3 separate regions of the Homo sapiens genome follow, and regions 1 and 2 are each linked to region 3. The links are chromatin contacts, found by Hi-C or POLR2A ChIA-PET in ENCODE. All regions are on one chromosome and are shown on one strand. Each heading gives the region's core, a stretch centred on a gene start or an enhancer-like site at or near the end of the contact. The rest is flanking DNA. Distances are from core to core; before and after follow the strand shown.

Evidence for each region. A loop is a pair of places that touch in the nucleus more often than their neighbours do. ChIA-PET counts read pairs that join two places held with the same protein, here RNA polymerase II (POLR2A). Pooled maps may share reads with other maps.
Region 1: a loop to region 3 is called in a map of endothelial cell of umbilical vein, with 5 times the contacts of the local background. The contact joins two enhancer-like sites. A Hi-C loop is called at or near these places in 1 of 168 maps with a recorded cell type or tissue (endothelial cell of umbilical vein) and 4 of 50 pooled maps. POLR2A ChIA-PET finds 5 or more read pairs at or near these places in 1 of 52 experiments (activated CD4-positive, alpha-beta T cell).
Region 2: a loop to region 3 is called in a pooled map, with 2.8 times the contacts of the local background. The contact joins two enhancer-like sites. A Hi-C loop is called at or near these places in 1 of 168 maps with a recorded cell type or tissue (endothelial cell of umbilical vein) and 7 of 50 pooled maps. POLR2A ChIA-PET finds 5 or more read pairs at or near these places in 1 of 52 experiments (activated CD4-positive, alpha-beta T cell).

Annotation. Positions count from the first base shown.
Region 1 is chr5:40,332,256-40,334,955 of GRCh38, reverse strand. No RefSeq gene overlaps it. Among named protein-coding and RNA genes, the nearest start is that of LINC00604, 93 kb to the right of the region's middle. Within about 2 kb of position 1,340, at least 3 of the 41 ENCODE cell types and tissues checked have a DNase peak (open chromatin) inside an H3K27ac peak, as active enhancers do; they include endothelial cell of umbilical vein, where a contact is called at or near this core.
Region 2 is chr5:40,404,080-40,406,779 of GRCh38, reverse strand. No RefSeq gene overlaps it. Among named protein-coding and RNA genes, the nearest start is that of LINC00604, 170 kb to the right of the region's middle. RefSeq lists enhancers at 26-85, 398-1,597. Within about 2 kb of position 1,364, at least 6 of the 41 ENCODE cell types and tissues checked have a DNase peak (open chromatin) inside an H3K27ac peak, as active enhancers do.
Region 3 is chr5:40,733,645-40,736,344 of GRCh38, reverse strand. All of the region lies in intron 2 of TTC33 (tetratricopeptide repeat domain 33), which reads left to right. It also overlaps a transcript of PTGER4 not described here. Among named protein-coding and RNA genes, the nearest start is that of TTC33, 21 kb to the left of the region's middle. Within about 2 kb of position 1,269, at least 4 of the 41 ENCODE cell types and tissues checked have a DNase peak (open chromatin) inside an H3K27ac peak, as active enhancers do; they include endothelial cell of umbilical vein, where a contact is called at or near this core.

The DNA.
Region 1 (2,700 bases), core at 91-2,590, 400 kb after region 3:
TGTTTTCTCCTTTGAATAGTATTGATTATAATAATATTGTGATGATGAATGATCTGTTGTGCTTGAATAGTGGAAACAGTATTAAATACAGTCATGTATTGCATTACAGCATTTTGGTCAACAATGAACTGCTTACACTAAAGTGGTTGAATAAGATTATAACAGAGCTGAATAATTGCTATCACCTAGTGACACTGTAGCCATCCAAATGTAGTAGGGCAAGGCACTACTCACATGTTTATAGTGATGCTGGTGTAAACAAACCTACTGTGCTGCCAGGAATATATAAGTGTAGCACATACAGTTATGCATAGTACATAATACTTGGTAATGATAATAAACAACTATGTTACTGGTTTATGTTTTATTATATTATACTTTTTATTGTAATTTTAGAGTGCATTTCTTCTACTTATTAAAATCAAAAAAGCTAACTGTAAAACAGCCTCAGGCAGCTCCTTCGGGAGGTATTCCAGAAGAAGGCATTGTTATCATAGGAGATGACAGCTCCATGCATGTTACTACCTGTGAAGACCTTCCAGTTGGACAAGATTTGGAAGTGGAAGACAGTGATATTAATGATCCTGATCCCCTGTAAGCCCAGACTAATGTGTGTGTTTGTGTCTTAGTTTTTAGCAAAAAAGTTTAAAAAGTAAAAAAAAATGCCTAATAATAGAAAAACCTTATAGAATAAGTATATAAAGGAAAAAAGTGTTCGTGTTTTAAGCTAAGTGTAGTTATGAGAGAGTTAAAAAGTTAAAAAATTACGAAGTCTATGAAGAAAAAATTACAGTAAGCTAAGGTTAATTTACTACTGAAGAAAACTAAAAAGAATAAATTTAGCATAGCCTAAGTGTGCACAGTTTAAACATTACTGACACTACTGTAGTGTACAGTATTGTCCTAAGCCTTCATTCATTACTCACTCACAAATTCACCCAAGCCAATACTAGTTCTGTAACCTCCATTCATGGTAAGTGCTCTATTCAGGTATATCATTTTTAATATTTTATAACCTATATTTACTGTACTTTTTCTGTATTGAGCTATGTGTAGATACACACAAATACCATTTTGTTACAACTACCTACAAAATTCAGTTCAATCGCATGCTGTACAGATTTGCAGCCTATGAGCAATACCCTAGGAGCATAGTAGGCTACACAATCTAGGTTTATGTAGGTACACTCTGCGATGTTCACATGACAAAATAGCCTAACAACACATTTCTCAGAATATGTCCCTGTGCTTAAATGACTCATGACTGTAATAGTGAATCCAGTAGGTTGTTAAGCTGAGTAAAACCATTTATATTAAAAACATTCACTCTCAGCTAGAGCATTGTCATAGTGAAGAAAATAGTCCTGTGTGGCAGTTCCTGCCAAGTGCCTCACCCCAGACTTCCTGCAATGCCTCAATCATTAACTCAGTTATTTTTTGAACATTTAACATGCACAATGACTATGCACAATGTTATAACATTTAGAATTTATATTTATGTATTGCTTTATCACTCTTTTACAATGTGCCTTTCCGTTTATTTTATCTCATGTAATATTCACAACCAGTTTATTTTTCAAAAGAAACTGAGACCTAAAGACTTTACTAAGAATACTCACCAAAATGAATATGCTCCATTGGTTATTTGATTTTGTCAAATGTATTCACTATGATCAATGCCATTCATATTCTAAAATTTAATAAATTTTGTCTTTACTTGTTATTTTTTGATATACATGGTATTTGAATTATGTGGAAATGAGAACATTCTGATAAAGATCTTGTTACTTTCCTATGAATCAGAGGGGAAATGCTGTATTTTATAAGTAACGGCTATTATCCTCCAATGTTGAACAGCTTCCTCTAAAATATTTCTATAAAAATGGTACCTTACATTTCATCTTGCTCAAAATGCATTGGATAATATATTTCTCCCATTCAACAATGAGTCTACTTTATAAGTCACACACAAAACAGTTCATTATTTAGTGTTACACTCATAAATTTAGTCATGACAAAGTTGCCAGTGCTATATAATTTTATTTGGCTTAGATTATAAAGATTTTATATGTCATTGAATCCATCTATATTCTTTTGTCTTTTTGCGTTTCTTTTACTCACATAATCTATCAAAAGGGACAAAATATGATTGAGTGTTTATGTAATTCATAATTTTATATTTTGAAAAATTCTAACTTTTTCTAACCAAATATTTAAAAATGAAATTTATCTGCATACCAATCATCATATCTCTGAAACATTCTAATGGATTTTTCACAAAATAATTTTTTAAACCTAAAAGTTGATATAGTTCTGATTAAACAGTTTGTTAGCTTTCTTTTCTTGGTGTAAATCACCAAAATAAAGAGTCAAGGACATATGTTTCTCTCTCTCTTCCCATCCATCCATCCATCCATCCATCCCTCCCTCCCTCCCTCCCTCTCATTTAATCCATCACCCAGTTTTTACTTTTGTGGTGATTTGTGGCATTCTAGATGTTATTGAGGAACCAATGGTTATAAAATAGAAGATAGAGTTAAAGCAAGATAAATATGGCCTGAGAAAGACTCCATACTTCTATATTTGAGTCCTTGTGGATGAACTGTAACCTATCTTAATAGTCAGACACAATTGAAAACCTAACTTAATAGTAGGCACCTGTAACAATGGCTGAGTGTTGGCCAATCCCAGTGGCTATAC
Region 2 (2,700 bases), core at 115-2,614, 330 kb after region 3:
AACTGGTCCGCGGTTCCTGTCTTTGTTGTTGGTGGTGTTAGGCATGTGTGTTTCGAGAACTTTGAACATGCAGAAGAGTTTGTACTTTTTGTGGCTTGTCTGGGTTCAAACAAATGTACAGCCTTGTGAAGAGTCATTTTCATTGGCTAAAAACGAACTCTGCTTTATTATTATCAGATAGTGTAAACAGAGATAGAACAAACCTTTGAAAAATGCTTTATAATGTAGTGGAGAGCTAAACCATTAATAATCCATCTTTAAAGATCTGAAAAACATCTGTGGTAAGATCTTGCCAGGAGGAGAGCTTTTCTATGAAACAGCTTTTCCTTTATTTTTCTTCATGGCAGAATTGATATTTAAGGGGGACCTTCTTGTTGAAAACAATTAAAAGAAGAATAATATTTCTTGACATGTGTTTTCATAGTCCTTAAACTCTCTTTTTCTTCAAAAATATTATATAGTTTCTGAAATTGGTGGATCCTCTTCGTTAACTCACTCTGAATTATTCATAGTCACTACGATTGTCCCTCAGTTAGGAGACTTTGGAAATCCCCCTGACATCCTTTCTTGCCAAATTTGTCTGGTTGCCTGCCTACAATATTTTTTTCCTAATCTGACTAGGCATCTCTGACTTACTTTAGCACATGCAGTGTTTCAGAGTCTGATATAGTAGCACGCTACACAATTTGAAAATAAGCTTTCCACTGGGACAGTGGCCTCAAATTGCCTCAAAGAACAATTCAAGTTCTTTAGATATGGAAAGGGAGCTCTGAAGAGCTATCATTTCTTACCTGGTATAAGCAGTTGGGGAACTAATCACTAGGAGTTTTATCCAAACTTCTCTTGGTTTTTCAGGAGTCATTGACAGGGTGGTTTTTAAATCTCAGCCCTCTGAAAAGACAAATTTTGTTCTTCATTCTCTTGAAATTCCAAAGAGGTTATATTACCCTGAATTCCCTTTCAGCTTCTTGTGGTGTCTACTTGCCGTCATCGCAACCTACCACCTTGGTACTAAACATGGGTCCCGGTCCCTCCGAGCTTTGCTGTGTGCTGGTGGCCAAGAAAGTCCTGATGAGACCTAAAAGAATAGAGCTGACAAGGGTGTTTGTAGTCTAATCAGTGACTCCTAAAGACTCCAAGCACAAAATTCAAAGGTTGACTTTTTACCAATGTACTTTCCTTTTATATTTTAGGATGACATCTTCACGAATCATAGGAAGGTAACCTTGACAGGATCTGAACTCAGAGCTGTTTAGAAAGATGAAAAAAATACACACTTTTATTTGCTTTTGGAAATGCTTGTCCCAGATCTGACAAGTGGCCACATGTGACCAGTTATGATGAAATGCAGGAAATAACTTACGATAACCCTGACTTAAGAATGTGAACATCCTCCAGCATGCTTAAGTCCAGCCTACTGGGTTCTTTTTGGAGTCTAAGGTCAGCTACAGCTTTTTGATCCATAGAACTTGATGTCCATTTCTGGGGAAGGATAATATGGTTTAGAAATTCCATTAAATGGCTAGAATGGTTACTGTTCTTTTTCAAGTCCAGGTATAAAGACAGAATTAAATACTTTTCCTTGTCATTATCCATACTTAACTTTCACAGTTTCATATTATTAAAAATAAATTGTGATTTACCTCTACCAACTTCCAAAAAGAAATCAAAGCAGAATGCAAAAGCATTGTCAATGCAGTGCCTCATGTTGATGCCACTGTCCTAAGATCTTCCTTGCAAAGAAAGGATGAATTTTTTTCTCAGCAAATTTCTTCTTCTGGCAACACCTTACACAAGGAATACTGAATACTTTATTTTTTAAAGTGGAATTGTGCCAAACTCTACCAGTTCTATCCAAGTAGAAAAAATAGATTTCCTCATTTTACACTGCCTCATGAACTATATGTATGTATACATGTGTTTCCTAATCTTCATAAATGTGAAGTTTTCTATTTTGCTTTCTCTTTCATATGACAGAACCATGTGATCAATGGAGGTTTCTGTGGCATTTCCTAGTCCTCTGATTCTTTCTAGCTCTTTGCATCTGAAAAGATAGAATGAGTATGAGTGGTTTAATGTCTTGTGCCAGTATCTTTCTGTTTATATTCTGTAGTTGGGCATAGTTCATTGCATTTATTAATTTTTGTTGGCTAATTTCAAACTGGTAATTTTAAGCCTGAAAGGCCTAAATGCCTTGCCTCTGATTGAAAGACACTCTGATGGCTTCAGAAATGCTGAATGAGTTACCCTCAATGTATTGTTAAAAGCAGTTATCTTCAGAGGCCACTTATTCAGGGTCCTTTGAAACACTGGGCTGTGTATTAGTCTATTCTCACACTGCTATTTAGGTTGGTGCAAAAGTAATTGAAAATAATGGCAAAGATTGCAATATAAATAACTACCTGAGACTGGGTCATTTATAAAGAAAAGAGGTTTAATTGAAGCATGGCTGGGGAGGCCTCAGTAAAATTATGGTCATGGTGGAAGGTGAAGAGGAAGGAGGCATGTCTTATATGGCCAAAGTAGCAGGAAGAGAGCGAAGTGGGAGGTGCGACACACTATTAAACAAGCAGATGTTGTGGCTGGGCACGGTGGCTCATGCCTGTAATCCCAGCACTTTGGGAGGCGGAGGTGGGTGGATCACGAGGTCAGGAGTTCAAGACCAGCCTGGCCAACATAGAGAAACCCAGTCTTTACTAA
Region 3 (2,700 bases), core at 20-2,519:
ATTTGAGGGTGATCTTGCTGTGTGACCCACATTCTGCAGATTACTCACATCAGTATATTTAATGACAGTGGTTTTGCCTCATGCTCTGTGGAAAAACATAGATACAGTCAGTGTAGAATGACTTTATTTTCTCACCAGCACATCTTCCAACCTTACTGTATTTGTGCCTATATGATCTGTCATCATTCCATTGTAATTATCAAAGGCCCACCACTCCACTTGTACTCTAGACCCCATCCCCTTGTGCCTTCTCAGGAACGTTGTTCTGAAATTGTCCTCTCATTTTTATATAATCTGTTTCTTCTTTTCTCTCGGTCCTTCTTGCTGGCATGCAAACATACCCTGATAACATCCATTTAAAAAGCTTCTCTCCAAATGCTCTGCCATTTCTCTGCTCCCACTGCACTACAAACTCCATTTCTTGATGAACCATCCAGTCATATTTCTGTCCCCATGAATCCACTGAAACTGCTTTTGTAAAGGTTATCAGTGACCTCCATGTTGTCAAATCCAGTCATCACTTCTCTGTTGTCATTTATTGTGCTTCTCATCATTCAGCACAGGTGACCACAGTCTTCCTAAATACACTGCTCTCTCATCTTCCACACCACCATGCTATCATGCTTGTCCTTGTCTCCATGTCCTCTCCTTTTTAATCTTTGCTTGCTCCTTTCCTTTTGCTCTCCAGATCAACAATCATCTGTGTTTGTGGAGCTGTTGCCAGCTTAACATAGACCTTGTATTTATTCTTCTTTCTTCATGGCTTACTTCTGTTTTTCCCTCACTCTTGATTGCGTGGGATCCTATCCACTCAATAAAGATTTAGCCAGTAAGCTTTGGCCTCAGGCTCTGTTTTCCAGGTAACCCAAATTATCCTGGATTTCTTTCTTTTTTTCACTCATACCAAGTCCAAGTTGAGCCAACTGTACATTTTCAGTGTGTTGTAAATCTTTTTTCCTCTTTCTGTTTTCACTTCTATCCTTATCTAGGGTTATCTCATACCTAAATTACTTTGGTTGTCTCATATCTAGCCTTCCTGTGTACATTTTTGTACCCTTACTGTCTATTCTTCTGGGTCTGACTGATCTTTTAAAAATGTAAATCAATAATTCATGTCTCACTGTTGTATAAAAACTCTGTGGATTCTTCATCACACATACAATTAAATCCACATGCATAACTATGGCTTATTGTATTCTCTGTGATCATGGCTTCGGCCCACCTCCCTGACCTCTGACTTCCTTTCCTCTGGTTTTATTTCCTTTCCACAAAACATGGTTTGGTCCTGCCCCAGGTTCTTCCCTTTGCCTGGAATGGACCTTCTCCAGATTTTCAGTTGTCTGACCACGTTTTGTCACTCAGGTCTCAGCTTGAATGCGTTCCTAGGAAGACCTTTCTTGACCGCCCATTCCGAATAGCCACTTGGTCACTCCCTATCACATTCCTCCATTTGTCTTTTATCACGGCACTTATATTTTAACTGTTTGTTATCTTTCTTTCCCTGTCCCCTTCTAACATGCATACACTTTAGAAAGTAAGATCTGGAAGAATAGTAGGGACCTTTTATATCTTGTTGGGTGCTGCATCCTTAGTACTTATTACTAGAATTCTACCTGTCCCAGGGTAGGTGCCCAGTAAATATTTATAAAGTGAATAAGCTGTTAACTATATAGCTCATTAAATTTAAAGCCACAGTAAATTAGAAGTCTAATTGGGAGTAAAGTAGCTAAACACATTGACATTTCTATTTGGTAAATGAGTGTGCTATCTAACTTATTTAGCTTGATCACCAGCTGTTCTTTACCTCAGTATAGGGCATTATCTCATCCTGCCCTGTTGTAGTCCATGGAACTATTCCCTTTGCTTCCTTCCTTGTGCTACTTCAGTTGCATACTGTTAAGATTGTCCTTAAACTGGCGGAATCAGACTTTGGTCATTTATTAACCACAGTGACTTTAAACCAAGTTTTTATCTTTTAATGCTTCCTATCCAACAGCTGCAGTAGGGCTGTGTCTGTTCAGTCTGTTCCAAACTGAAGTTGAATTAAGAGATATGCTGCAGAAATTATGAGAGACTATTGATTTGTTCAGTGCCAAGTTTCCTGTGATCTAAAAATGGAGGAACTAAGTGGTGCCACCCTTTGTTTGCAGGCCAACAGAAGTAAACCAAAGAGAAATGAGAAGGGGGAAGAATTGAATAAGTTGATGATAGTGAAGTAAATACCCACCATTTCTTGCTTTGTTTAGCATGGAAAACAGCTCACTTGTTCCTTTAAACCTTTATAGGCCTCGTTGGCAACAAAGCACATTTCATTGAGGGATGCCTCTGCTGGCAGCAATGGTTATGCTTTCAAAATAAAAGACAGTGCAGTTGAGAAGAGAGGACATTTTTCTTTTTTCTCAAATCTGTAAGCCTGTGTTTACACGTGTGTGTGTGTATGTCTGTTTGTATGTATATGCACACATGCATACCTGCCTAATAAAAAGAAAAAACTAGTGATGGTCATTGTCACCTTGAACCTCTTAGTTTATTTCGTACTTGGGACAACTTAAGCTTAGGAACATAAGCAGCTTTGTGGGGTTGGGGACGGGATAAGCCATCCTGTTCTCAGCAGTAGTGCTAGTGGTATTTTCAGCAAGACAGCTCTTTATTGTGCAGGCTTGCTCTTTGCCTTGAAGAATGTTAACATCCCTGACCCTC